Regions from separate parts of the Homo sapiens genome. Here regions 1 and 3 are each linked to region 2. Evidence: chromatin loops called from intact Hi-C (ENCODE). Cell type or tissue: GM12878. All regions are shown on one strand. Each heading gives the region's core, and the rest is flanking DNA. Links, peaks and the distances in the headings are about the cores only.

Evidence for each region. Peaks named below come from ENCODE experiments on the same cell type or tissue, not always from the same donor. Only the 100,000 strongest peaks of a DNase experiment are listed, where the experiment ranks them.
Region 1: a loop joins it to region 2, with 10 times the contacts of the local background. A loop is called at or near these places in 101 of 110 quality-filtered maps.
Region 3: it touches region 2 in a loop (6-fold over the local background); 50 of 110 quality-filtered maps call a loop at or near these places.

Annotation. Positions count from the first base shown.
Region 1 is chr4:78,606,557-78,616,707 of GRCh38, reverse strand. ANXA3 (annexin A3) reads right to left here. Exons shown (of 13, transcript NM_005139.3): 13 at 6,261-6,652. The coding sequence ends at 6,593. LOC124900721 (a long non-coding RNA gene) reads right to left here and starts at 1,915. Exons shown (of 2, transcript XR_007058152.1): 1 at 1-1,915. In GM12878, for the core only: a CTCF peak has its summit at 4,106 (motif pointing left); DNase peaks (open chromatin) are centred at 2,597 and 4,067; H3K4me3 peaks cover 289 bases; H3K27ac peaks cover 919 bases.
Region 2 is chr4:78,860,235-78,870,385 of GRCh38, reverse strand. BMP2K (BMP2 inducible kinase) reads right to left here. Exons shown (of 16, transcript NM_198892.2): 9 at 8,918-8,997; 10 at 4,666-4,829. Among named protein-coding and RNA genes, the nearest start is that of PAQR3, 74 kb to the left of the region's middle. RefSeq lists an enhancer at 7,637-7,931. In GM12878, for the core only: a CTCF peak has its summit at 5,766 (motif pointing right); DNase peaks (open chromatin) are centred at 5,765 and 6,845; H3K4me3 peaks cover 487 bases; H3K27ac peaks cover 759 bases.
Region 3 is chr4:77,955,743-77,965,893 of GRCh38, reverse strand. It overlaps the pseudogene LOC100128297 and the pseudogene HMGB1P44. Among named protein-coding and RNA genes, the nearest start is that of FRAS1, 97 kb to the left of the region's middle. In GM12878, for the core only: a CTCF peak has its summit at 6,125 (motif pointing left); a DNase peak (open chromatin) is centred at 6,103.

The DNA of each region.
Region 1 (10,151 bases), core at 2,352-6,351, 250 kb after region 2:
AAGAAAAATGCATCAGCTGTAATGCTACTACCCAGAGATAAACAGTTACCATGGTCATGTACATTTTCCCAGCCCTTCTGGTGTCAACTAAAGAAAAAAAAATCAAGCTTGTAAAGAATGAAAGGTGGTTGTATTTAGAAGTCTTACTGAGGACTATAGACTGAGGCCTAGAGCCTGGGAACAGTCCTTCAAAGAGGTTCTGTCAGACTGCTCTGAAATGGTGTTTTAGCTCACAGTTTATATATGAGTTGTGAAGGTTTAGTACTTGTAAAATCACATCAAATGTGTGCAGAAGTTACATTAAAGCAGAATCACATCGAAGTTTGGGTGTAAGAGTACAGCTGGTTATAGATTACAGAGGCATCATCACTAACCCCATCAGATATTACCTTACGTGTAAGAAAAGGCAGGGAATAGAGTCATTTATCTTTTAAGGAACTTAGTGACTCAGGCAAGAGACATGATGGGGCCATGTGCTCTATCCTGCTTTGCCTTCAAAGCATATTTCCGGAGAGCTGCACGTCGTCACAGAGTTAGGCTTCGTGAAATTATGCTGGCATGCAGAAATGAGCAGACATGCCTCCTTACATTTGCTATGTTGTCTCACACTGGTTTTCTTTTTCTGTTTCGTCAAGCAACTTTTCTTCCATTTAGCAAAATATCATAAACATCTTTTGTGTGTATCTGTATCTATTTCTATATCTATCAGTATTTCTGATACTTAGTAGTCCGCAGCATTTTTACTAGCATTGTTACAGTACATATCATATTTTACTATAGTTAATTTTAAGTAGCTAGCATTTACATATGCTTACAATGTACTGGGTCATTCTAAGTACTTACATGCATCGATCCATTTAATCTTTGTAATCCTAGGTGGTTGGTCTAATTACTACTATCACTCAAATTTCACAGATGAAGGAATCTGAGACATAAAGGGCTTAAGTAATTTTCCCACGATCACACAGCTAGAGACTTTAGAGCTGTTAGAGCTAGAATTTGTCCAGCTAGGCTGACTCCAGACTTTTAACCACTGTGCAATACAACTTTAACAGTCTTTAACTGAACACCTAGTAATTGGCAGTTGCTTCAAATATCTTATCCTTTAACTCTGCAAGTTGCAAAGAGTGTGAGAATTTTGTGTGGAAGCCACATTTGCTTAATCCCCAAACCCACCCACCGCTATCACCACTATGCTGTCCTTGCCAATTAGCCAAGTATCTGTCTTTCCTCTCCTTTGCTTATTCCCCAGATCGTCAACTCCTTGAAGTCAGGAAATGTGTAGCTTTCTTCACTTTTATAACTCCAACACCTGGCGTAGTTTCTGGACTACAGTTACCATGTAATAAATGTTGGAAGAATAAAGGTTGGAAGGAGTTTGGTTTGACTGATAAAAACCAAGAAAAATATTTTTCATGAAGTTATCAGATGTCAAATTCTATTTAACACCGGTTTAAATAGAATTTGCAGACATGATCTGGAACTTTCTTTGTGGACTTGGCTCTCTGACACAAAACAAAACAAAAAATTTAAATGCAACTTTGGAAATCTCTAAACTCTTCTGAGGTCTGTGGCCAGGGGCACCAATGCAAGCCAGTTACGCTGTGGATTGCTGCAGTTCTCTAAAAGGAGGGGTGAATTTGGGCTAATTCTCACCAACTCCCTACCCTTGTGACCTTTGTTCTTCTCTACTTTCTACCCCACTGTGGCATGCTCTTTTTCGTAGGAGCTGATTTTATCCCAATGTTCTTTTTCAAAACTTCCTTTTATCTGGTGGTTGATATTGTAGCAATTGGCAAATCACATCTGTCGCTTCACAGCAAGTCTGATGCTCTGCCAGGTCACCTTGGACCACTATGTTTTTTTTTGAGATAGAGTTTCACTCTTGTCACCCAGGCTGGAATGCAATGGCACCATCTCGGCTCACTGCAACCTCTTTCTCCCATGTTCAAGCGAATTCTCCTGCCTCAGCCTCCTGAGTAGCTGGGATTACAGGCATCTGCCACCACGCCCAGCTAATTTTTTTGTACTTTTAGTAGAGACAGGGTTTCACCATGTTGGCCAGGCTGGTCTCAAACTCCTGACCTCAGGTGATCTGCCTTCCTCGGTTTTCCAGAGTGTTGGGATTACAGGGGTGAGCCACCACGCCTGGCCTGGACCACTATTTATTGCCACATCCAGTTCCACAAAGTTTATGCCCAAAGAGGTCACATGTACATTTTGATAGCTAGTTTTTTCTTATGCATGGTTGTGTCATAAAACCTTTCAGCTGAATGGGCTGCTCTGGTATTCTGGGTTTGGGATTTCTTTTAACAGTTTACTGCAGCAGCCATTCAATGTTACCTCCTACTCTGTAACCCTCCTCCTCATTTGAAATTCTCCTCTCTCTCACTGTTGACTTTGTAAACTCTACAGAAATAGGCAAACTTTGGTTTCAGAGGAGGGCTGGCCCTGGTGGGTAAAACTGGCACAAAGCTGAGTTTGATGAAACTGAAAGAAATATAGCACCAGTAAAAAGGCTTCAGCACACAGCAACCTGTACTTGCTTGACTCTCACAGTCCCACGGGAGACATACAGAGTGGGTGGGAAAGATCTGAGTTTGTCAGTTTGCTGGGGGTGGGGTTGAAAAAAAATTTGGGGTACTTTCCGTGGCTCATAAAACACAAGGTTTCACAGGCAGGAAATTGCCAAGAAGTTTGCTTTATCTTCTTTCCTAATTGCAAACTAGAAGAGGTAGCTTTACAACATCTCAAAATCCCCCAAGTGATTAGAGCACTGTATAAGCAATTGTAAGTCTTCCAAACTGAGCCAGAGAATAATGGCTAATGTTTATTGAGCACTTAACGGGTGCAGGCACTGTGGTAAGTGCATCACCTAATCTGGCTTATTGAAACCTCACGCCTACTCTGAATGATACTTGCATGGCCATCCTGGCTTTACAGGTGAGGAAACTAAGGTACAGAAAGAGTAAGCGACTCACTCCCTCACATGTCATACTACTGTCAACTGATGGGCAGGAAATAAGACTAGGAAACTTTCTTCAGATCCTGTAACCTCATCACTGAGGTGAACACAGTTGGCTCTTATCGTTGGAGGACACACTGACAACATATTAATAACACTGATTTCAGCTGACAGTTCTCTGAAGCTTCCAAGGCCTCAGAGTTACTGTCGCTGAGTAGTACTAAAACAAGTATCGCTTATTTATTCTACAAATGCTTGTTGAACACTTACTATCTGCTCTTCACTGGCAACTCACCATGCCAATGCAGTTATTGGTAACTAATTTTTATTGAGTTAAATTTTTCACATGCTTTATTTCATTTCATCCTTGCACATATTTAAGGTAGGTGCTGTTATTGTCAGCTAAAGAATTGAGTTGTATGGAGGTTAAGTATTTGTCGAGCACTGTTATCTACGCTGCTGCCATAAGTGGTGAAGCCAGGATTTGAACCCAGTTTGATATGACCCCAAAATTATTGTTTTAAAGACAAAGTAAAACTGTGGGTTATCCATATGGCATGAAATTGGGGAAATGGAAATAGGGGAAGGTACATGGAAGAAATGTCTGAACTACTGTACACTATTTTAAAAATTTCCTCAATACATTCTTACAAATAGGCTAGAGAATCTCCTATTCAACATCCTCATTTGCCATTTTTGCAGCTCCTGATTTATAGACCAAACATTCTGTTACTGTAGCGTGAAGTGTACAAACCTTCTGCTTCTGCAGCTCACCAACCACAGAGCCCAGGACTCTCTGCAGCTGGCTATTTTTCTCTTCTTTCAATCTTCAGGGACTAAACTTAGGGCTTAATGAGATGACATGAATGCACTCAATTCTGCAGGTGATCCATGTCAGAGCTAATGCACATTCATGTAAATGAAGATGGTCCTGGGAATCCAGAGAAGCCAGATGATTAAATTAAATGTTCCACATGTTTCCTTAAGAAGGAGTTTACAGTGACAATAAGATTTCTGAACCATGACAAACCTTCTATAGAAGAAGTTTCCAACAGTTTAGATTTGGCCATGTTATTCTGAAGCAAGTTAAGTAGGTTTTGCCATTGGGATGCAAGGCCGTGGGGTTCACTTTGAACTTGACATGCCACCTTGTGGAAATTGGAGGCAATAAAAAATGTGGCCATTGAATACTACTCTATAATAATTATATGATACAGGCTAACATTTATTAAGGGCTTACCATGTGCTATGCACTATGTGGAATACCTTTTAAGTGTTTTTTTTCATTTATTTTTCAAAACAATCTTATGAGGTAGGTACTATTGTTGTCCCATTTTAAAGACGAGGAATATGTGGCTTAGAAAGGTAATTGCCTGAAGTCCAATGCATACAAGGCAAAACAGATGTGAGTAGAAGGGTTAGAGGGTTACCTCATTGGGGCTTTTTTTTTTTCTGCAGAATTCTCTTGTGTGATCACTACTGTGTTCAAGTTCTCACCTTCTTCAAACTCACTCATGCACAGGTAAGGTTTTTTTGTTTTGTTTTGTTTTTGAGACGGGGTCTTGCTCTGTCACCCAGGCTGCAGTACGGTGGTGTGATCATAGCTTACTGCAGCCTCAAACTCCTGGGCTCAACTGATCATCCCACTTCAGTCTCTTGAGTAGCTGAGACTATAGGTGCACACTACCACACCCAGCTAATTTTTAAATTTTTCGTAGAGACAGAGTCTCCTGATGTTTCCTGGACTGGTCTCAAACCCCTGGGCTCAAGTGATCCTTCTGTCTCAGCCTCCCAACATGCTGGGATTAGAGGTGTGAGCCACTTTGCCCAGCCACAGATAAGTTTTAAAGTCCAGATGACCCGGATCTTAAGCCTTGGCTTTGCCACTGTGTAACCCTGGGCTGGATACCTAACCTGAGTCTCATTTTCCTCACTTGCAAAACAGGGGAAATATTGACACATGTAACCATGCTTTGTTTCAGAAAGTACTTAATACATAAGTGGTATAACAACTCTGAGGATGAATGAGATCTAAAATAAAGATTCACTGTATTAAATGCCTTTTATGTGCTGAGCACTGTTCTAATCTAAGCACTAGGCATTGAAAACTACAGTGGCCCTGGGATGGGATAAATTCTAAGGCAAAACAGTGGTTAAGAGCCTGGACACTGGAGTTGGACTACCTGGCTCTTACAGTGACAAGTTACTTAATTTCTCTAAGCTTCCATTTCCATTTCTATATCTGTGTTGGTATCTACATTGTAAGATGCCTTGAGGATTAACAAATTAAAATATACTACACTGTTTAACATAGTACCTAATACATAGTAAGCACTCTATGAGTATTAACATTGATTTATTGCTTCGTGATATACTTACTCACTAAATCACTTACACTAAAATCGTGAAGGCATACTTGACTGACACTTGGTAACTTTGAATACCATGTTTACTCAATTTTATCTCCCAAATATTTAAGTAGTTGTTTTCATTATCTCCTGCCATCATCTTAGTTATGACTGACATTTATAGTATTGATTACAGAACTAACTTGCCAAATGAGCTTCCTGACTCAAGCAATCCTCCCACCTCAGCCTCCCAAGTAGCTTGGACCACAGGCATGTGCCACCATGCCAGGCTAATTTTTGTATTTTTGGCAGAGACAGGGTCTCACTAGGTTGCCCAGGCTGGTCTCAAACTCCTGGGCTCAAGCAGTCCGCCTGCTAACCTCCCAAAGTGCTGAGATTACAGGCGTGAGCCACTGCACATGGCCAGTACGATCATTTCTATTCTGGTCCAGGAAAATAACTCTAACTGGAATTTTTTTCACTTTATCTATTTCATATCAGTCAAGGTATTTCATATTAGGTCCCACTCAAAGATGGCATGATGGATTCTTTAAATGCATAGTTTTGCCAACTCAAGAGAAAAGGAAACCTTAGAGGCTTGATTCTAAATGCCCATTCTGGGAAAGTAGTATTTAGCATGAAGCAACCATAATTCATGCTTGCCATTCAGACAGGAAGTGGTTAGATTAATCCTTCAGCAGATGTTTTCTGAAAGCTGAAATAACTTATCATGCATTACCACTCCTATAGCTTGATCACAACTACAAAGGGTAGGCCAGGGTCACATACATCTTCATCTTATTCCTTTCTTTCAAAAAAGTGTGATTAACAAGGTGATAAACTGAAGCAGTAACAGCTTCTATACAGAAACATGTTTTAAAATATTAGTTGTTGGCACCAGGCATCAAACAATGTTGGCAAGCTCTGAAAGCAAACAAAGAAATTACTTTTAACAAAAGCAACAATTTTTATTATCTTGCTTTATATTTAATGGAGTAGAACTATAAAGATTCTTAACTTTGAAAGCAGAAATATAAGTTGGATAGTAGTTGCAGATCTTTAATACCATTTTCAATTTCATTTATGAGCTGCTACATTATAAATGAGATGCTCTAAAATAATAATCGCTTTTGTTGTTGTTGTTATAGAACAATGAAAATTCCTGTTAGGAACACAAGTTGCTGTTTATATTTGCTTGTTCTCTTAAATAGTATGAGAAGAAGTAAGGTGGAGCTGTTGGGAAAGCCCATCGTGGACCTTTGGAGATTATCTTCTTGGTTCAGTCATCTCCACCACAGATTTTTAAGAGTGTGATTTCATAGTCTCCAGAAGTATCCGACTGCAAAGAATAAAATCAATGAAGAACAAATACAGTATAAATAATGGGAGACCATAAATGAATCAAATCCTATAGCACTAGGGAATTCACCTGGGTGTGAGACTCATGAGCTATACCATTTAGTAAAACATACCTGCAATTCCATCATTCATTCATACCTGAGTGTAATTACGTTCTGACCAGCATCTTCTTCACTGTAAGTAATATTTAGATTCTTCCTGATATACTGCAGTTAAATTTCAATTTTGGTTTAATAAAATAAGATTGCATCACTTACATAATATTGATTTCTATAAAAACTTCAAATTTTAGTTTTAATAATATTTATCGAACACTTGCTATTCAAAAGGCTTAATGTGTATTAACTACTTTAACCCTTTTAAAAGCTCTCTGCAATAGGTACTATACGTATCCCCCATTTAACAGATAAGTAAAATGAGAAAGACAGGTTAGGAAACTTGCCTCAAATCTTATCGAGAATAAGTGACAAAAGCAGGATTTGAATCCCTATATCCTGGCTCCTTAATACCCTGCTACACTGCCTAACTTAGGAAAGTGAAATGAACCACATTTTTAAAGAATATGTTTATCAGTTCCTTTTCCCAAGGCCAACCAAAAATAGACTGTTGTCCAGAAAAGATACTACGTGAGGTTGAGGCTTAAAGGGCAAAGATACCAAGTTTGTAACGCAAAAGACTTCACAGGAGGTAAAACTTGGCTTTCAACCTGGATTGTGTAAGATGCTCACATTATTTTTATTTTATTTGAGGTAACCCAACCAGTGAGCTCTTCTTATCACTTAAGTTTCACATTTGGAATGGCTGTTACTGGGGTGAATATTAGAGAAAGTGGTAATATAAAGGAAGTCTCAGAGAAGGCTCATTTAGTGAAGAAGTTAAGCATTACTTTCATAGTAAGACACAATAGGCCTTTATATATATTTTTCTGTTTTCTTTATTTCTTGTTCATTTGTCTGTTTCACAAAATATATGACAATATTCTTCGTTTTTATATAGATTTTAGTTCTTATGCTATTGGTTTTCCTGTCTTGCTCTGCAATAGCAGAGCTGACAAGTCAACAATGCTCCAGCTTTGTATTAAAAGAGCTCCTTCTAGACATCTCTGATCAGAGTTGTAAACAATTAGGCGTTCTACCAGTTAGTCAAGAAAATACATCCAAGTAACTCAAAGTATATTTACACCGCTAATGACTTACTTGACCTCTCCACATGTCTTACATGGCTCAAAGACATCTCAAACTCAATACATGTAAAACCAAACTCATAAACCTCCCCCCACTCCCCCAAAAGAAAAGGAAACAAACAAACAAACAAACAACCTAAAACCTGATCCTCTTGCAAGGAATGGCGCCACTGTCTGTTTTCCAAGTTAGGAACTTGAGTGTCATCCTTGCTATCTTCCTTTCCTCACACCAAGATATTATACCAAGTCCCTTAAGTTTCAACTCCTAAATATCTTTTGAGCCCTTCTTATTCTCCAGAATAAGAAGATCTTACAGGGATCTTTTCATGATCCTGATACTAACTCTTCAAGAGCTCATGCCCAGAACTCTTCAATGGCTTCCCCTTACTCTTAAGCTAAAGCCAAAATTCCTTAAACATTGCCAAAAAGGTCCTGCATGATCTGGCCCCCACATCCTCATTTTTCATTATGCTTCCTCCACCATGAGGCCTTTCCATTTGTCATTTCTTTTATTAGAATGTTCTACTGGCTCCCTTACCTCCATACATTTTGCCTTATTAATATCTACTTATTTTCCAGATCTGAATCATGACTTTCTCATAGAAGCCTTTCCTCTAAGTCAAGTCCTACTATTGTAGGATCTTTTAGCACAATGTCACTTTCCTTTACATTTAACATAGTTGTAATTCCATAAGGGCAGAAAATGTCTTCCCCCACCCTACCCCCTTTGCTTATAATTGTAACCCTGAGCCTAGCACATAATATGCATTTGATAATATTTTTAATTGAATGAGTGAATTCGCTGATCTCAAAGCTCTCTTTCAACTGAACTCATCTTGCTACTTGGATTTTATTTCTCAATATTCCCCAAGGTAGACCCTCTAATCAAACAAATGCCTTATTACTTCTTTCCCTCTTGCTTCTTCCCATATCTGTCTCTAGAGCATTTACTTTTAAGACCCTATTGATCTGGGGTCTTAAAGGTAAATGCTCCAGCAGAGCACCTGGCCCACAGGAGACACTCAACACATGCTTGTTGACCTGAAAGGCAGGCTCAAGACCCATTTCTCTAACCCCAAACTTCTTTTCTTCTCAATTCCGATAGTACTAGCTCTATATTCAACAATCTAGTATTTAATTGTCTGTTGTTTCAATTATTATCTTCTAATTGTTTCTTCATACCTACCTCAAGTCTCCACATAGATTATGAGTTGATTGTGAGTGGCTACTATATTTTCCCATAAAAAGCTTGGAATTGTGCTATTTATTAAATAAATACAGAATTTGTCTATGAAGGAAAACTACCAAAAAATATAATTTCATCTAAATTTTCCATAATATCTTCTTATAAAGTAGTAAGAGGTACACATTGGTTTTTCACCTCTGTTCTTCCTTGCCTTCTCCTTCCCACCGGTTACCCCCTGAGAAAGGTGTCAATGGACAAAGAAATGTCTAAACAATAGGTGGAAGGAAGAAAACAGGCAGGATGACAGGCTGAGATGATATGCAAAATGGAACTCTATCCCATGAATTTCAGAAACAACCATCTAAAAAGATCCTGTTCTTCAATAGCAAAAATGTAATGAGATTACTTAATAATATGTGTTAGGTGGTAGAAATAAAGAAATCTTGTACTATTTCAAACTGCAAACTGAAGTTTTCAGTGATGGATTTTTCTTTTCTATCAAACTACAAATAGTTTAAATGTTTTCTAATACAATAAGCCTCAATTACCCAGACCACTGGGGAACGGAGAGCCACTGGTTAATTTAATTTTCTGGTTTGCTGAGGGTGAACTGAAAGCCCTCTTTATGTCTCAACCTTGTTACTGACAATCTTTAGAAAATGTGTGAGTCTATTTTTCTGCCTTAGTAGCTACAACATGGTTAATGTTATTGAATCTTCCTCTGATGATTGAAACTATTGTGATGTGTCAGGACTGATTCAAATAGAATTGAGTGTGAGCAGTTGATGCAATTTGTGCTAAGTCCCAGGCACAGTCTGAGAATTGCCTTTTTGAGTAAGTTCCTGATTTCAACTTATGCATGCATCTCAGCATCTCTTTCTGTAAAAGTTTAGTGCAAAAACAAAAACTCTGATTAAAAAGAGAGAGAGAGAGATTTTAGTGAATGAATCTAGTTGACTGATTGATGTTCATTCATTCATTCATTCATTCAAAGGCCATTTGTAAAGTCAGAGGCAGAAACCTTCCCAAGATAGCTGCAGAAAGACCCAGGCTAATATTTGTGCCTGTTCAAGGGTGGCTATTGTGGGTAGGGCCATAGCGAAGGTTGGA
Region 2 (10,151 bases), core at 3,635-7,634:
CAAACCTCTCTTCCTTATTCCTTCATCTAGCACTTCCACTCAGTTTATTACATTTCAGTCTGTCTTGCACATGTTAATGACTTACATGGCTATTTCCTAACCAGGGACCCTGAGGGAAGAGATGATGACTTACTCATCTGTTAAGAGTCCCAAAAAACCTTTTATACAAAAGATGATTAATAAATGCTCACTGTAATGGATCTATTAACACTGTCTCCTAAATGGATATTTATTTATAAGCTCCATAAATTATACCCTAGGCAAATCCTATGAATAAACTTTAAAAATTAACTAAAAAGTAAGATATACACTTAATGCAATATACTAATATACCATAATTTCTATATTCTCCTCTAATAAACTTACCCTACATTCAAATGCAACTGTTCAATCCTAGAAGATAAAAAGAGTGGGGAGAGAATGCAAGGAGGGAGAGAAGGGTTCTTTTTTCATCAATGTTAGTATCCTCAAACGTCCTCAGACCTAAGTACAACAGCTTTATGAAAATAGTTTTATAACTATTTCTAACTTTTCTAATTATAAGGAAATGCATGTTCATTTTAATTATCCTTGAAAATACTTATAAAAATGTAAGTTAAAAAATGAAAATCACAATTCCACCACACAGATACAACCATCATTAGCCTTTAAGTGTATTTCTTTCCAGTTGAAAGAGTACTAAAATAACTACTCAAAAATCATTCACCTTGAAAATTTTTATTTTTTAATTGGCAAATAATAATTGTACATATTCATGGAGTACATATTGATGTTTTGATACATATTTTGCATAGTGATCAGATCAGGATAATTAGCAAAACGGTCACTGCAAGCATTGTCATTTTTTTGTGTGTGTTGGGAACACTCAATATCCTCTTTCTACCTATTTGAAATTATACAAAATATTGTTAACTAGTCATTCTACAGTGGTATAGAATGCTAGGATTTATTCTTCCTATCTAGCTAAAATTTTATATCCTTCAGTAAATCTCTCCCTACCCCTCACTTCCCTCTATCCTTCCAGCCTTTAGTATATTTTATCTCCTTGAAAATTTAATAACAACAGCCCCCTAAGTAACTTATAGGTTAAAAAAAAAAATCACAAAGGGGCCAACGTAGAGCTCAGGCTGTGGCTTCAGAGAGTGGAAGCCCCAACCCTTAGCAGCTTCCATTTGGTGTTGAGCCTGTGGGTGCACAGAAGTCAAGAACTGAGGTTTGGGAACCTTGGCCTAGATTTTGGAAGATACATGGAAATGCCTGGATATGCAAGCAAAAGTTTGCTGCAGGGGCAGGGCCCTTATGGGGAACCTCTGCTAGGGCAGTGCAGAAGGGAAATGTGGGGTCAAAGTCCCCACAAAGAGTCTCTACTGGGGCACTGCCTAGTGGAGCTGTGAGAAGAGGGCCACCATCCTCCAGACCCCAGAATAGTAGATCCACCTACAGCTTGCAACATGCGCCTGAAAAAGCTGCTGATACTCAACGGCCAGCCCATGAAAGCCGCCGGGAGAGACACTGTACTCTGCAAAGCCACAGGGGAGGAGCTGCCCAAGACCATGGGAACCCACCTTTTGCATCAGCATGACCTGGATGTGAGACCTGGAGTCACAGGAGATCATTTTGGAGCTTTTAAATTGGACCACCCCACTGGATTTCAGACTTGTATGGGCGCTGTAACCCCTTTGTTTTGGCCAATTTCTCCCATTTGGAACGGCTGTATCTACCCAATACCTTATCCCCATTGTATCTATGAAGTAACTAGCTTGCTTTTGATTTTACAGACTCATAGGTGGAAGGGACTTGCCCTGTCTCAGAGGAGACCTTGGACTGTGGACTTTTGGGTTAATGCTGAAATGAGTTATGACTTTGGAGGACTGTTGGGAAGGCATGATTGGTTTTGAAATGTGAGGACATGAGATTTGGAGGGGTCAGGGGTAGAATGATATGGTTTGACTTTGTCCCCACCCAAATCACAACTTGAATTGTATCTCACAGAATTCCCATGTTGTAGGACGGACCCAGGGGGAGGTAACTGAATCACGGGGGCGTCTTTCTTGTGATAGTGAATAAGTCTCATGAGATCTGACGGGTTTATCAGGGGTTTCTGCTTTTGCTTCCTCCTCATTTTCTCTTGTTGCCGCCATGTAAGAAGTGCCTTTCACCACCCGCCATGATTCTGAGGCCTCCCCAGCCGTGTGGAAATGCAAGTCCAATTAAACCTCTTTTTTTCCCCCAGTTTCTGGAATGTCTTTATCAGCAGCATGAAAACGAACTAATACGTATGTATAGTATGACTCCATTTATTTTATTTTATTTACTTACTATTTTTGAGACAGAGTCTTGCTCTGTTGCCCAGCCTGGAGTGCAGTGGCATGATCTTGGCTTACTGCAACCTCCACCTCCTGGGTTCAAGTGACTCTTGTGCCTCAGCCTCCCAAGTAGCTGGGATTACAGGCATATGCCACTACACCCAGCTAATTTTTGTACTTTTAGTAGAGATGGGGTTTTGCCATGTTGGCCAGGCTGGTCTCGAACTCCTGGCCTCAAGTGATCCACCCAACTCGGCCTCTCAAAGTGTTGGGATTACAGGCAGTGAGCCACCATGCCCGGCCTCCATTTATTTTAAATACAACATGAATTATTTATATCTGTATATACACATGTAAAAACATAAAAAAGGACTGGGAAGATGACCATTAAACAGCGCTGGTTAACTCTGGGAAGAAAATGGAGGGAGACATTTACATTTTCACTGAATACTACTGTATAATCCGAATATTTTAAAATACAATACTCACGTGTTAATTTTTGTATTATTTTTAAAGGGTGAAGAAATGTTAAAAAAAAATGCACTTATTGGGGGAAAAAGCGGAACATTTTTCCAACTTAAGCTGAAAGCATGTAAGAAAGAGAAACACGGCCCCTGACATCAGGATTAGGCCTGGCAATCACAGCTAAGTCTTGGTGCTCTCCTGTTGAATAATCTCATACAACATTAGACAAGGACACTATGACTTTGATGGATCAAAATAAGACCACTCCAAAATCATGTCTGAACAGCGACAAAACCATGAACATTGTCCAAACCCCAAAAATGCCTCAACATCTTTAGCTACTGAGGCTTTAGCTTCCTTCTTTCTAGACAAAATTTATATTAAGAAACCTAAACATATCATAACACCTCTTGCTTTTTTTTCTTTTTTTCTTTTTTTTTTTTGAGACAGAGTCTCATTCTGTCACCCAGGCTGGTGTGCAGCAGTGAGATCTTGGCTCACTGCAATCTCCATCTACTGGGTCCAAGGGATCCTCTGCCCCTCAGCCTCCCCAGTAGCTGGGACTACAGGTGTGTACCACCATGCCATTGCTCAGGCTGGTCTTGAACTCCTGGCCTCAAGCAATTCGACCTGCCTTGGCCCCCCAAAGTGCTGGGATTACAAGCATGAGCCACTGCACCCAGCTTCATATGCCCTCTTCTTGACAGTATCCAATACAGAGCAAAGCCTACTTCCCTTTGAGTTCGAGACCAGCCTGCCAACACGGTGAAACCCCATCTCCACTAAAAGTACAAAAATTAGCTGGGTGTGGTGGCAGGCCCCTGTAATCCCAGCTACTTGGAAGGCTGAGGCAGGAGAATGGCTTGAACCCAGGAGGCGGAGGTTGCAGTGAGCCGAGATCGTGCTATTGCACTCCAGCCTGGGGGACAAGAGTGAGACTTCATCTCAAAAAAATAAATAAATAAAAAATAAAAACATCACCTTTCCTGAACATATACTTTACTTGATAGTAACAACAGTAGTTAATAGTTAACATTTATCAAAGGCATACCGTGTATCAGGTAGCACATTAAACAGCCATTTAATCCTCCCAATAATCCTATTAAGATAGGTACTAGTACTTTTAGAAGCTATATTACTAAAAAATGGGAGAAATAGGACTCAAATCAGGTTCGTGAGACTCAAAACGTACACTCTTAACCATTAGGGTATCCTCATTAAAAACATTTTAACATTAAAACACGACAGATTTATCATGAAATAAAGTGCAAAACAGGATTTCTTTAAGGTGAGTCTTCAGGTTATACTCCCAGATCCTTGAGAAAAATAAGTTTACTCAAATGTTACGGACATTTCTTTGGGGGGAAAAATTTTTTTTAAGTACCACACTGTACCATAATGCTTAGGAGATACTTTAGATGAGTAAATTTTTCTCAAAATCAGGTAAGTTTTTATGTTGTAATGTCCATATGGATGGTTCAAGATAGCCCTTCACCAAGGCTCTAGGTGCAATACAAAGACATAAACTTTGTAAGACTAGTGTTTCAACTTTCTTTCTCATATAACATAGACTTTTTCCATACCGTTGAACTTTATTCCCAACCTCAAACCCTATTAGTTGATGACTCTAGGGATAAGAGTTTGTATTTATAGTATCAAAGCAAATTGTGAGTTTTTTGTACCATACTTTTATATTGCCAGTAACTTCCCTTTGCCTACAACAATTGAATTGTTGAGAAACCAACTGAATTTATTAGACATCAATAGAAAGTTTCTGAAAGCATTATGTTATCTACTTTACAATATTAAGGATCACCTGAGGTCAGGAAATCAAATCATGAAAGGTTTATTAACATTAACCTTTAAGAGGATGAGGTTGGCGGGGCTCTATTACCTTTTGGTCTATGGTTACCGAATTCACCAGGAGCAAGGACTTTAACAGGTGTTGCTGAACTTTGAATGGTCAGCACACTGGGAGTGGCAGTAGTAGCAGAGTTGGCCTTTGGTCTTTGTCTTGGTGCAATTGAGGTTTCTGTTGGTCCAATGGTATCTGTTATTCTACAACAGAAGAATATATTTCATTCTAAATACTGGGATTATTTCTAATTTACTATTTATTCTATAAAGCATCCAACTCAACAGATACATTTTAACTATTACTGATAATCGCATTAGTCCTCATCTTTCTCCTAAGGCTCATTTTCAAGTATTAAACGTTTACTAAACACAGAAAAATAAATAAAACTAACAATTTTCCTTAAAACAGTACACAACCATTCATAATCTCCTACTGAAACCAGCAGAAAAAGAATATAGTCCCAGAAACTGCTCTTAAGGAGATGAAATGATACTGAAAGGAAATAAACAGAAACCTTTTCATAAGCTTTTGGACAAAACTGACAGCCACTCTCTGAACTTGTCAGGGAAATAAAAATAAGAAACAACAAGGAATAATCTCCCTTTACTTGGACTCCAAGGCATAAAAAAAGAAAAGACTGTGGCCTAGGGCACGTTAAACAAAATAAGCCAAAACTTTTAACAGATGCCACCTGCTCACATTCAACTTCTTGAATCTTTAACTTTGCTTTACTTAGAACACAGAATGGAAAGTATATAAAATTTATCCCACTAGGACTTAGTTTAGGCCCCAGATGTGAGTGGTTAAGCAGTAAACACAGTTTTGAAATCAAGAAACAATAAATATAATTTGAGAAGACACCAACATTTGCTTTTTTTAAAAAACAAAAAAGGTAAAATATTTATATATTTATCAACTTGCTTTCTATAAATTAAGTACAAAAACTCAAATACTTGTTAATAGGACCAAATGTTCACTTTCCAACAGGATTCACAATAAAATATCTTTATTAAATCCCCTTACACATTTTCAAGTGAATACTTAAAATTTTTACATACATATGATTTATGAAGCACACATCTGCTGCATTTGCATCTATCAACAAGTGCACAGATCCAGTTATTTCCCAATATCTGTGTGTACCACAAGAGGGAGCCCTATTAACAACTATCTTTCCAAGAGGTACCAAAAAAAAAAACGTGACACTGAATCAAAAGATCTTAGAATTATATGTATGCCGTTTTCTGAAAGTAACACTTAAGCTCTAGATGGGATGGGGATGGTAAAAGACATGAAAATTTAACTAATAGGCCAAATATATACAGATATTACATATATATATACACCGATATATATATCGGTGTATATATATATGTAATCAATTATATCTTGTTTTAATGATAATCAAGTATTTACTGACATTAAATTATTGATGTGGCATTACAATCAATGCTATACTCCCTAAGCTCAAGTAATTTGGGGGAAATATTGTACACAATCTCTCTCTTTAACTATCCATTCTGTATTAAACGGCTAGTACAGGCCAGACCTGATGTTGCCTTGTTGCTGGTCTAAACCCTCTTTACAGATTCACAACACACGTAGGCATAGCAAAAGCCCTAAGAAGCATATTAAAAGTCTGTATACTTTGTTCACTCTGATGTCTCTGTTTTATCAATACAGTAATATGTATTGTACATTTACTGATATCCAGCAAAACACTGCATAACACCCTGTCTTCAAAGAATTTACAGCATACCTAGGAAGACAGGGCATATGTTAGTGGAAATGTAATAAATATAAGATAGTAAAAATCATCAGTGCCAAGCTAGTGCTGTCAAGAATTTATGGAGATGTAATTGTACTTTTAACCTAATTTGGCTACAGAAGGCTTCAGGTAGAAACTGGGGTTTAAAATTTTCATAATAAGTTTGACTTTATTAGGCAGTGACAAAGAAACCAGGCATTCTATGTGAAGGAATGGGAAGAAAATGCCTGGGCAGATTAGGCATAGGGAAGATACAAAATCGACTGAAGTTAAAAACAGTAATTATTGCATCGATACTGCTGTACAGTCTCATTTTCACTATTACAACAGTCACAGAGCTGTTTTTCTGCTTCCCTTCTTTTCTCCTTGCCATCACCTGAACAAAATCATCACAGGTTTCCTAGAACTCAGACTCACACTCTCCTGCTTAAAATCCTTCAATGTTTCCATCTGCCAGGCCAGTGATTCTCAGTGTCTCAATCTTTAAGACATGTGTCAGATAAATTTCACATCTTAAACCATACTAAGAGCAGATGCAAAGTTTGGGGAGATGAGAGCGACCTTTTAAGAAGGCAAAGAATACCACAGATTGAAGGCAGCTGAGAAACCCACAGGCGCTTTTTGAAAACGTGGGTAATGAAACTGCTAGTAAATGATTTCTCCTCCCAAAATGTGCTCTTTACATGGAAAAAACTAAATTTTTTAATATTAAGCTTTGTATACATTTAGATTTTTTCAAGTTTTCACTAATATTCATAAAGAGTAAATTTATATTAGTAACCAATAAGTACCAATCAACCTTATTTTTTAATATACATAATGTTCAGATTTAACATACTATAAATAAGCACTGTGAATTTTAATAGCACTATTTCATTGTCTTGTAACTCTAAAGCTATAACTTGCATTAGGGTGAAAAAATAATCAAATCATCATTCTTGTTCAGCTGACTTACGCTTTTTTTAAAAATCTGCACCTACTTTCTCAAAGATTTAATTATTTACTAATTATTTTAAAAAACAGAAGTCACAATAAAATTCAACTGACAAATCCTACAATAATTCATAATTAACACTCAACTATAACAGTGGATGCTAATTAAAGCTATGTCATAGATAAGACCAATTGCTGTTCAACCTGGATTCCTGCAAGTTAGATATAACTTTACACCTTCACCTCTTCTCAAAAGAACATTTTGAAATTCAAGTGAATGAAGATATTTTTAAAGTAACACCATTTTTTAAAATAAGTCATTCGCAAATGAAATTTTAACAATGTATAAGTAACAGATCATTTACAACACAGTCACAACCAAGTCTCAAAGAGTAGAACTGACTAGAAGGTTGAAAATTAACTGACCTATAGGCCAAAGTCCAAATTTCTCAGCATGATATATAAACAAAGTTGTTCATGATTGGCATTTATCTACCTCTCCAGCTTCATTTCCCACTACTCCTGTATATGTCCCCTTTTGTCCTAGTCCTGTAGTTTCACAATAGTCATTCTTGCCTAAACTGCCTGCCTGCTATAATTTCACTCCACACCCTTCCAAGTGATTGACTATTCATCATTCAAGGAAGAGTGCAGCAACTCCCATCCGCAGGGAAAGCATCCTTTATGTGCTCCTGTTTTCTCTGTTCCCAGTCTTTCCCCTCCTCCACACTCTCAAAGTAGCCTAATATCTATCAGGTTGTAATCGTTTACTTGTCAATTAGAACGTGAACTCCTTGGAAATAAAAACTGCTTTTTTTTTCTTTGTGTTTAAATTGTCTACATCTTGCATATAAAAAGCATATGAACAAATATATTTTTGTATTGTGTAAACAAATAAACTTTGCATAAATAGCATACAATACAAAATTGCTGTGACCAAGAAATCTCCCCAAATGTAGTATTATACCTGTCTGATAATCTAAGATATAATCCTGCTTATTAACTTTTAAATTCAAAAAAGTGTGAGGGGGGGAAAAATCAATCATTAACAGATTCAGTCTTAACTTACATAATATAGTTCAAACTTATTATTAATATAATAAATACTCTGAAAAATAAGATTGAAAACATATACCAGCCTTAAAAAGTATTATAATCACTCATTACAAATTCTACAAAGTACATACATATTCTATATATTCTAGTTACCTGTAGGAGCTATTTTTTTCTTTCCTTAAATTAAAAAAATAAACATCTATAAACTCAAAACATAGTATTTCCTAAACTAGAGTTGCTATGTGATGAAAATGACAAATCCTGTCCAAAAAAAAGACCCGCTGTCACATCATCAGTTAAATAATCACTTGTCATAGAGTGAACAGTTCCAGTGAGATGATGCCAGACTCCTTATCTAATATTTTTAAAAGCTTATTTTGTATTTGCTATCTCAATTATACCACATACAATAAGCAACACAACATTCTTTGTGGATGAAGATGATATTTAATCAATTACACTTGCTAGGATTAAAAACAAGACCTATCATTTTTTTTAATGCCTTTTCAATTTCAGCATAGTTTTGCCTACCTGGCTTTTATTTGGCTTTTCCTAGCAGCTGCTTCACTAGCAGTCATCGGTTCAGGAAGAGCTGAAGGAATAGAAGAATTCTTGGAAGAAAAAAAATAAAACGTCTCATTTTAGTTTTTTATTTTAATTGCAGAAAGTTTTTGTAAGCTATGGATATATCATTGAACTTTAAAAGTACTATGAGACACTATTACTTTCACATCAGATACCTATAAATTATTCACATGTATTTGCCAGATCTAATCTGCAAATATCACTACATGTTACACAAATGTCAATTTCATATTCATGTGCCACAGAAACCTTGGAAAATAAGCAGAAGAACACCACTGTATCCATTTATAATTGGGTAAATCTTGAGTAAAAAGAAAGATTATATTACACTCGTAAATCAATAACTATTTTACATTTTGGAAAAAGCAACAAACACCAAGGATAAGAATTAAGTGTTGTTTCTACATACTACAGATAATTTTCAAGACACAGAATGTAAGGCCTGGAAAATGAGGGCAGAAGGCCTTGTTTATTTGTCTATACCCAATGTTTAGTTCTTTGTAGGTACTCAATAAATACTTGCTGAGTAAATGTCGAATGAGTCTACTTATCTACTTTTAGAACTGCAAAGCTTTCAGCTTCAACAGAGAAAAGAGTACATCAATATGGCGAGGGCTTCACAAAAAAAAAAAAAAAAAAAAAAAGGAAAGGTACCACATTCCTTCTTTTTTCTTAGTGGGGTAGATTAAGTTACACATAAAGGAAACCCTACAGAAACAGGTCAGGCCAGAATGATCTTTACAAAGTCAAGAATGGCTTATAATCAGTGATGATTGCAGAACCTTTATTAAGATTGGCAGAGACTTGCCATACACCATTCACCTAAAGTAGTTAAATGCACTGTACAGTCAGTGAATAAAATTGAAAGCTTTTGAATAATACTAACTATTGCCAACTGAGCACCTTCCATGGACTAGGCACTGGGTTTCACATGTAATCCTTATAATTACTATCCTTGTTTTACAGAAAAAGAAATGGACATTAAAGTAACTTACCAAAAGATTCAAAGTCAGTCACTGATAAGGACAAAACTGAATCTGGGTCTATTTACATTGCCTGTGCTTTTTAAAAAAAAACTTTTTTGTAGTTTTAGGGGATACAAGTGCAGCTTTGTTATAAGGATATACTGCATAATGGTGAAGTCTGGGCTTTTAGTATGACCATCACCCAAATAGTGTAT
Region 3 (10,151 bases), core at 3,952-7,951, 900 kb after region 2:
TTTAAGAAGTTATTTTATGAATCCCATAAAACTCTAGATCACCATACTACAACTTTAATCAATGTAGAGTGATATTCTAACTTCTGTCTCCTCCACTCACAGGATTTTTAAATCCCTCAAAAATTACTGGACAATGTCACATTTAGCAAAATGATTAAAGTGAAAAAATAATGAACCAAGTATTGGCAAGAATATGGAGAAGTTGGAAATCTTCCACACTTTTGGGAATGTATATTGGTACAACTACTTAGGAAAAGTGTTGAGCATTGTAATGGAGCATGTTACTATCCAGCAAGTTCACGCTTAGGTATATATACAACAGGAATGTTTATGTATATATCTTGTGCACTTCTGTTGGTGAATATATATATATGTTCACCAAACTATATATATACTCATTTTCCTCATGTATATATGTTCATCTTATCTATACATATGTTCATCGCCCTCATATATATATATATATGTTCACCAAACGTGGACAAGATATAAATATGTGCGTATAAACTTGGTACAAAAGTAATTGCTGTTTTTAATGGCAAAAACAGCAATTACTTTTGTACCAACCTCATACATACATACAAATACATATATTTGTGTACACACACTAATGTGTATATATAAGCATTTCTGTTGTATATATACCTATGAATACATATATATTCTTTTCACCAGAAGTGGACAAGAATGTTAATAAGTAGCATCATTGTAATAGCCCTAAAACTTCACAAGAAGAAATATACAAAAATGTTCATATCAACGTTATTTGTAATACCCCAAACTGTAAAAATCCACATGTCCACCAACAGTAGAATGGATATTTGTGATACATTTAAGCAATGGAATATTATACAACAATGAGAACGAACAAACTACAACTACACACTGGATGAATGTCATAAATATAATGTTGAATGACTGAACCCAGACCTCCCCCAAATCACATATGATAATTATTCAATTTAAGGTAATTTTCAAAATCAGGCAAAACAAATATATAGCCTTGGAAGTGGTAATAGTGATTACCTTGAATGAGAGTGGTTTCTAAGGGGTTTCTAGGGTGCTGAAATTATCCTGTTTCTTGATCTGTGTGCTAGGTACATGTTTATTTTGGGAAAATTCATCAAGCTATACCACCATACTGTACCAAGCAAGGTTAGTGCCTACTGAAATTACCACCAGGACAGGGCTATCTAAAGACACATTTGGTAGTGTGTTAACTATATAAAAAAAGACACTGTACAGTTTAAAAACAAATCTTACACAAACTTACATTTCAATTTTTTTGTTTGAAAGGAGTGAATTGTGTACAGGGAGGTTAAATTCTTTATAGACAAGAAAAAAATGTGCTAACATTAACTTATTCATCAACATCTTCTTCATCATCTTCTTGTCCTCTTCTTTCTTCTCTTTCTTGCTTTTTTCAGCCTTGACAACTCCCTTTTTGCTGCATCTGGCTTTCCTTTAGCTCAGTATGCAGCAGTATCTTTTTCACATTTTTCCTTGAGCTTCGCAGCGTTCTTTGTATAAGGCTGCTAGTCATCTGCAGCAGTGCCATTCCACATCTCTCCCAGCATCTTTGCAACATCACCAATGTTTAGGCCAGGATGTTCTTTGATTTTTGGGTGATACTCAGAACAGAACAAGAAAAAAGGCTGAAGAAGGCCTCTTGAGTGTATTGGGATCCTTGAACTTCTTTTTTGTCTCCCCTTTAGGAGGGATATAAGTTTTCATTTCTCTTTCATAATGGGCTTTACCTACCTTTGTCATGTCTTCCAATTTTCCTTTTGCTTTAGCAGAAGTAGTCTTTCACCTCTCAGCACTTCTCAGAAAACTCTGAGGAGCTGACTGAGGCATCTGGGTGCTCCTTCTTGTGCTCCTCCTGACAAGATGGCACAAAGAACACATATGATGACATTTTGCCTCTTGGTTTCTTAGGATCTACTTTACCCATGTTTAGTTATCTTTCTTCAACAAGGCACAGAGTTGCCCAGTGCCCATCTGGCTCTCACTTGCCCCAGCACTCTCTCTATGGAGCTCAGTGTACTGCAATCAATTGAATATTTTTACCATAGAAATCTGTTCATGTGTAATTACATATGTTTGTATTTATGTTTAATAAAATGAAATTGGCATCTCTCCCCTCTAAAAAACCAATTAGTAATTTTTTTTGCATCCAAAGAATATTTGCTATGTATGTAAAAACACTTGGAGGGTGATGAAGTTAGTATTATGAATTCAATACAATGTAGTTAGTGATTTCATAGAACTGTAGGAGAAGACATTTAATAAAAATTCAAGTAATTAATGGGTCTAAGTTTTGTTGCCTCCTCCTATCACTGCTACTAATTCCTCCCAAATAGTCATCAAAGGTAGTGACCTAGTATAGTGGCATCTGTTGGTTTTGCCTGCCCAACACCCAGTAGCCCCTTTTTTTGGTAAAGTCACTTCAATATTTCTTTGGGGAATTTCTTCTACCCTACCACATGCACTTTGGTGAGATTATCAATTCTGCCTTCTTCTGACCAAGAAGTGGGCATGTAAACCAAACTAGGCCAAGCAGATTCTCTCCCCTTAGAATTTAAATCTTGAGTGACACAAGGTCAGAAAACAGAAATAATTCACCTTGACAGTAGCTCTCTGAGGAGGCTGTTCATTGGTTTCTGTGACATAGATCTCTTACGCTGCCCTGCTGCTTCCTGTCCTTTTCAAGTTACAGTTGTGTGGCTTTTCCTTTGATTCTGTGACCCACTCTATATCCTTAAAATACATGACTCTCATTAAGTCAGTCAATTTCTGTTGACTGTAGTTGACGAACACTGATACAGCTGGATATAAATACACTCAATAAAAAGGTCACTATTATGCAAGAGAGTCCATAGCATTTAAGTTTTGCCTTACTTTGTGCCAGAATTTGCTTCTTTATAAAGTCTATGTTAGTCCTGCCTAGCTCTACTTCCAGAGCTTCATAGTGTACATATATTCTATCCTTTAAATGGCACATGTTTGAAAACTACTATCATTTTTCCCCATATGCTTTCTCAGCAAAATAACTCATTTTCTCATTTAAAACATATATGACTACTACACACCCACTAAAATAGCTGAAAGAACAGACAGTTCCAAGCGTCAACAAGGATGTGGAGAATCTGGAACACTCATGCATTGCTGGAGGGAATGTAAATGGCATAGCCACTTTGGAAAATAGTTTGGCAATTTATATAATTTATAAACGTACTTAATATTTTCAATGGGTTTTAAAAATAAATGTAATTACCTATTGTAATGTCATCTTAGGAAACAATTTCATGAAATCATGGCCTTTATGTTAGTTATCTTATCCTACAATGCATTAAAGATATACTTAATTATTAATTTAAAATGTGATTTACTTATAATCTAAATTAATTCCTTGTACCACGAATGGTACAACTCCTCAGAGTTTTCTGAATACATATATTGATTGCCCTTTGGGAAACACCAGGTTTTTGTCTTTAAATTAAAATTTTGAATAAAATAATTTTCATTAAAGCAATAACCAACTTTGAAAGCAGTATTATAAAGTTTTACAAGCCAACCCATCAGAGAAATGCAAATCAAAACCACAACAAGATACCATCTCACACCAGTTAGAATGACAATCATTAAAAAGTCAGGAAACAACAGGTGCTGGAGAAAATAGGAACACTTTTACACTGTCGGTGGGACTGTAAACTACTTCAACCATTGTGGAAGACAGTGTGGCGATTCCTCAAGGATCTAGAACTAGAAATACCATTTGACCCAGCCATCCCATTACTGGGTATATACCCAAAGGATTATAAATCATGCTGCTATAAAGACACATGCACACATATATTTATTGCGGCACTATTCACAATAGCAAAGACTTGGAACCAACCCAAATGTCCATCAGTGGTAGACTGGATTAAGAAAATGTGGCACATATACACCATGGAATACTATGCAGCCATAAAAAATGATGAGTTCATGTCCTTTGTAGGGACATGTATGAAGTTGGAAACCATCATTCTCAGCAAACTATCTCAAGGACAGAAAACCAAACACCACATGTTCTCACTCATAGGTGGGAACTGAACAATGAGAACACTTGGACACAGGTTGGGGAACATCACACACTGGGGCCTGTTGTGGGGTGGGGGGAGGGGGGAGGGATAGCATTAGGAGATATACCTAATGTAAATGACGAGTTAATGGGTGCAGCACACCGACATAGCACGTGTATACATATGTAACAACCTGCACGTTGTGCACATGTACTCTAAAACTAAAAGTATAATTAAAAAAAAAAAGTTTTACAGGCCAAGTACGGTGTCTTACATCTGCAATCCCAGTACTTTGGGAGGCCGAGGCAGGAGGATTACCTGAAGCCAGGAATTTTAGACCAGCCTGGACAACATAGCGAGACCCTACCTCTACAAAAAAAATTAATTAGCCAATCATGGTGGCATGCTCCCGTAGTCCCAGCTACTCAGGAGGCTGAGGTGGAATGATTGCTAGAGCCCAGGAGTTTGAGCTGCAGTAAGCTGTGATCGTACTACCACACTCCCGCCTAGGCAACAGAGCAAGACCCTATCCCCACCCAAAAAAAAAGAAGAAAGGAAAAAATAAAGTTTTAGGTAGCATATAATGAGATATAGAAAGTGTTAGGCCTTTTATTCATTTAGCAAATACTTCGAGTTTTTTTTTTTTTTTGGTTGGCTTTTTATCAATGGGAAGTGACTGAAGAGTCAGAGATGTGGAAAACCTCCAGAACCGGGATGTCTCCCTTCTACTCTATGTCCGACATAAACATGCAATTTCAGGGAAGAGGGAGACCTCCACATAGGAAGGAGAAAAAGGAAATATAACAAAATGTTAAGTGGTTGTTTTAGGAATTCTGGGTCATTGAGTTCTTTCTTTAAATTCTTAATTATGTTGATTTCTCTACTTGCCAAAATGTAATATGCTTCCATTTGTTTTAGATAAAAACCATACAGTAAAACTTTTTGTTCTTTTGGATACCTTGGATAAAAAGATATACAAATATACCTTCCATTGTTGATAAGAATACATTTCTAATTGTATATTTTTATTCAAAAATAAAAATTCAGCCAAGCCCCGGAGCTTGTGCCTGTAATTCCAGCACTTTGGGTGGCTGATGCGGGCAGATAGCTTGAGCCTAGGAATTCGAGACCAGCCTGGGCAACATAGTGAGACCCCCATCTCTACAAAAAATAAAACAGCCAAGCATGGTGAGCACCATGGCATGTACCTGTGGTCCCAGCTACTCAGAAGGCTGAGGTGAGAGGATCACTTGAGCCCAGGAGGCCAAGGCTGCAGGGAGCGTGATCGCACCACTGCACTCCAGCTGGTGCTGGATGACACAGCAAAACCTTGTCTCAAAAAAATAGTAACATTTTTAAAGTAAAAAACAAAAATTTAATTGAAGATATCAATTTTTATTTTAAAAATATTGATATTTACATGCAACCTTTTGTGACTAATTATGCTGCTGCCTCGTTTTGAGAACTACAGTTCTCAAAGCACTAGAAAAGGTGTTTGGCTCGTTATTATGTGAAAAATATAATCCAAACAAAACAAACAAAAACTAACGGTACTCAATGGCTAGAGTAAAACACAAAAACAATGGGTTCTGAAATAATGCACCTAAAATCTTCTTGTAATTATAGCTTGACAATTTTTAAAGCTCTATAGGTTCAGTAACATGATATGTGGGATTTGCTTGTAAGTTCTGCAGAAGGGATGACGACAAGCTGGGGGCTGGGTACATGGAAGGGACAGGTAAAATGGGAATAATAGCAGAACATTGATCATTGCTGAAGCTGAATGGGTATTCATTATTGTATTTTCTTCATATTTGAAAAATTCTATACTAAAAGTTTTAAAAAGAATTTTTACAAACCTCTAAATACGCATGATCACAGAAACAGAAAGCAACCTCTGTTATATTCCCAAAATAGAATGAAATAAACAAACAAAAAATTCACTCTGAAATAAAGCTCCAGGTGGCCTATAAAGTGTTTTGTGTTTTCTATTTGTACAGGCAAGTGAGAAAACAATTATTGACCAGTAAGTACGCAACTGTTTTTAAGTTGTATGAAAGGCTGTTATCGCCACCTACTGGACTCTGTTATTGACTACTTGCTGTAAAAAATTAAGATTTTTTTAAAACCAACAATCATTATTTAACAGGTCCCCCCATCCCATCTTAAGCATCTAGTTAACAAAACAGTATAAATAAAACCATCAAATTTATGTTCTTGTTTTTATATTAGTAATGCTAATTAATGTTATGTTACATCACTTCTTAGTGTGAAATGCCCCCTGCTAAAAAGGTATATATCATAAAATTTGGGTTTGAAAGTACATTGATGATCATCCTATGATGTTCTTGTTTTACAGAAGATCACAGAACTTGAATTGTTTTCCCATAGGGTAAGAACCCAGAATTTAAATTATTTACACATAGGGATAGTCCAGAAAGTTATAAACTAGTCCTGGCTCTTAAGTTCAGTGCATTATTTTTTTTTCATTTGTCTTTTAAAATCTAGACCTATATTGCAAATTTTATATCTTTTATAACTTGGCTAATTGCACACACCAGTGATTCTCCACTCTGGTGCATCAGAATGACTTGTGAAAGTTTTAAAATAAAGCTGGCACCAAAGCCAGAGATTTTTATATCCAGCCAGGGTTAAAAGAACTATTAGTAGATACCAGTGGTTCTCAAAGTGTGGTCCCTGGACAAGCATCACCATCATCATCATCATCATCATCATCATCATCATCATCATCATCATCTCGCCATCACCTGGTTAGAAATGCAAATGTTCACAGTCCACCCCAGAGTACTGGGTGGGGGGCTGTAATTTGTGTTTTGCAAGCCTCCAAGTAATTTGGATACAAGCTAAAGTTTGAGAATCACTATTATTTACTACAAAACCGGTAAATTTCTACTCTTTTACATACAAGAATTAATTTAACTGTAGTAGAGCCCTCTGGCTGTGCGTGTCTGAGGATCAGCCTCCGGGGGCTGGACAGTTTGCTGAGCCCCTTAGTGTCCCCTGGCGCTAAGACTCACACAGCGGTCACGTCCAGCTACCTGCGTCCTCCAAGGTGCCTCTGTTCATCAGGAATGGAGCCAGTAACAGCAGGTTCAAAGATTTATGGCATGAATTTGGTCATTATGATCCTATAGTTGATGTGTATGTTCCACTTGATTTCTACACTCACTGTCCAAGAGGAGTTGCTTATGTTCAATTGGAAGATGTTCGTGATGCTGAAGATGCTTTACATAATTTGGACAGAAAGTGGATTTGTGGATGTCAAATGGAAACAGTTTGCACAGGGGGATTGGAAGACCCCAAATCAGATGAAAGCAAAGGAAGGTAGGAGTGTGTACAGTTCTTCACGCTATGATTATGACAGATATAGATGTTCTAGAAGCCAAAGTTATGAAAGAAGATCAAGAAGTCGGTCTTTTGCTTACATCTATAGAAGATCTTGTAGTCCTAGAAAGAGTGGATGGACTGGAAGACCATGGTGTAGCAGAAGCCATTCCAGCAATGATAGAGTCAAACACTGAAATCAGTCTTTTTCAAGATCTAAATCCAATTCAAGATCAAGGTCCAAGTCCCAGCCCAAGAAAGAAATGAAGGCTAAATCGTGTTCTAGGTCTGCATCGCATGCCAAAACTAGAGGCACCTCTAAAACAGATTCCAAAACATATTACAAGTCTTGCTCAAGACATAAAAAGGAATCAAGGAAAAAAGAACCGCCTTGTTCCAAATCCCAGTCAAGGTCACAGTCTAGGCCTAGGTCAAAATCTAGATCAAGATCTTGGACTAGTCCTAAATCCAGTGGCTACTGATAGTATAAACCATGATCATTTTTAGGCACGTATCGTTCATTCGCTCATAGATTGGCTTAAATTATCAGGAATACAATGTTTAACAAACACTTGTTAGTTTTCCCTGTACCAGGCAATGGTTATATTAAAATGACATGCTGTTGAGAAGCCACTCTTGAGTCCAGTTTGTTTAGTGCTATGGGCAGCTACCAATTTGTTGTGTCTGTGTATATTTTTGTAAAGATTCTCGTTTTTATGCTTGAAGTATTTGGTGAAAAGATGTTGGTTAACCATAATTTGCAACATTGTCTTACTAAACTTTCATATTAATATTTGGTAGAACTGTTAACCTAGGAAGGAGTAAGATAGAGTGTTACAAAAGTGAAGTTGTGGCCACAGTACAACACTGACTGCTCAGACACATTTAGGTTCAGTGTGGACCTTTATGTCTTATCAAGATGTCTAGGCCCTTGATAATAGTTTATGATGCAATGTGGATTAGTTCTTTTGTTAACTCCACCGTCTTGGGGAATAATGCCAACTGAGTTATGTAGTATTTTCAAGGAGATTAAGTTTTTGACTGAAACATGGAGCCTTTGCTTTTTTTCTGATTTCTATAGACTTGGAACAAAAAAACATCAGAAAGACTCACCTTAAAATTTGAGGGGGTCAATGATGGCAGAAACAATTTTAAGGGGAAAAGAATGTTCTTATGTGGTTATTCTAAAATTTAAGAAGTACTGTTGACCATAACATTGCTTAGTTTTCTTACTGCCCTTAGAAACGAGTGAATTGTTTCAAAGTAGGCTATGTGTCGGGGGCGGGTGTATAGTGTAAAATAACTGAAATGTTGATGCTTACAGCACTTGGTCTATACATTCGTATCAAAATTTGCCTGCTTCTTTATGTGGGAGGCTTGCTTTTCGCACCTCAGTTTATTTAATGTGAGGCAAGTTCAAAAACAACACATTCATTCTAGGTGATTCTGTGGTGCCATGAAATTTAAAATGATTTTGGAAAAAAAGATTAGTCAGTTTTAAGCATGAGTCACATCTTTTGAATTTTTGACTACCAGTGTAGTACCTGACTAAAAATAAAGAAATAATACCCTTTACCATTTATAATTTCTAGTACTCCTCTGAAAGATTGTTTTGGGGACAAAAGTGACTTGACATGTCTAATCTCATATTGCATAAAAAGCTAGCACCTTTTAAAATCTCAGATTGCTTGCTTAAAGATATAAGTAAGAATTATGGAGAAGCAATTCCTTTAAGAGGATTACTTATTTCAGTTGTTTTTAGTAATCTAGGCTTTGTCTGTAGAGAACAAAACGATGGCAGTAAGCTGAGATAGCTCAATTGGGAGAGTATTAGACTGAGAACAAAACGATGATTTTTAAATACTACATGCTAAGTGCTTAAGGGGTTGATTGTAGGACCTTTGTATATTTGATAGTATTTCTTCCATTTCTTTAGTGTTTGCAGTTAATGTTCTGTTCTGCTACGCAATCATTTATATGCATGTTTTTTTATTTTTTAAAGATTTTCCTGGATGTATAAACAACAAAAAGTGTATTTAAAACTGTAGCAGTAGTTTGCAGTTCTAGCGGAGAGGAAAGTTGTAGGGCTAAACTTTCTACTTTTTTTCTTGTAGAAGCTTCTAAAAAGGCATTTTATAGTTCTCTTTAACAAATATTGTGTACAGCTTTTAAAACATCAATATTTGGATCAAAGCAAGACCCAGCTTATTTTCTGCTTGTTGTAAATTAAGCAAACAGAAATAAAAAACTTTATTTTATGAAGGAAAATTTTTCTTCATTTTGCTATAATAAAAACAAAATGAAGAAAAAAGATTTGATTTACTGTTCTCTAAGAAAAAAAGAGATTTAAATTTAGTAATATAGTGTGATTTTACTCTTTTTCCAGAAGCATACACTGAACAAAGCTCTAGTTAGCCAATAGGAAAAATGCTCTAATGGAAGAGTGGAGAGTAATTTATTCATAGGCCAGTTAATAAGACCCTGGAATGTTCCTGCCTAGAGCAAATTTTCCAACCATATTTCCTTATTCTGGCTTGTTCTGCTCAGTAAGTTACCTTTCTAAGACATAATAAGGTCTTTTAGTCACATCAGACCTTTTGACCCAGGAATGCCACTTCTAAAAATTAGAAAATAAATTACGCTCCAAGGATTTCTCCAAAGCACTGTAAATAATGGGGGGAAGGGGATCCTGGAGTTAGTTAAATGTACAACAATTGAGGAATGAGTCCATAAAATAGA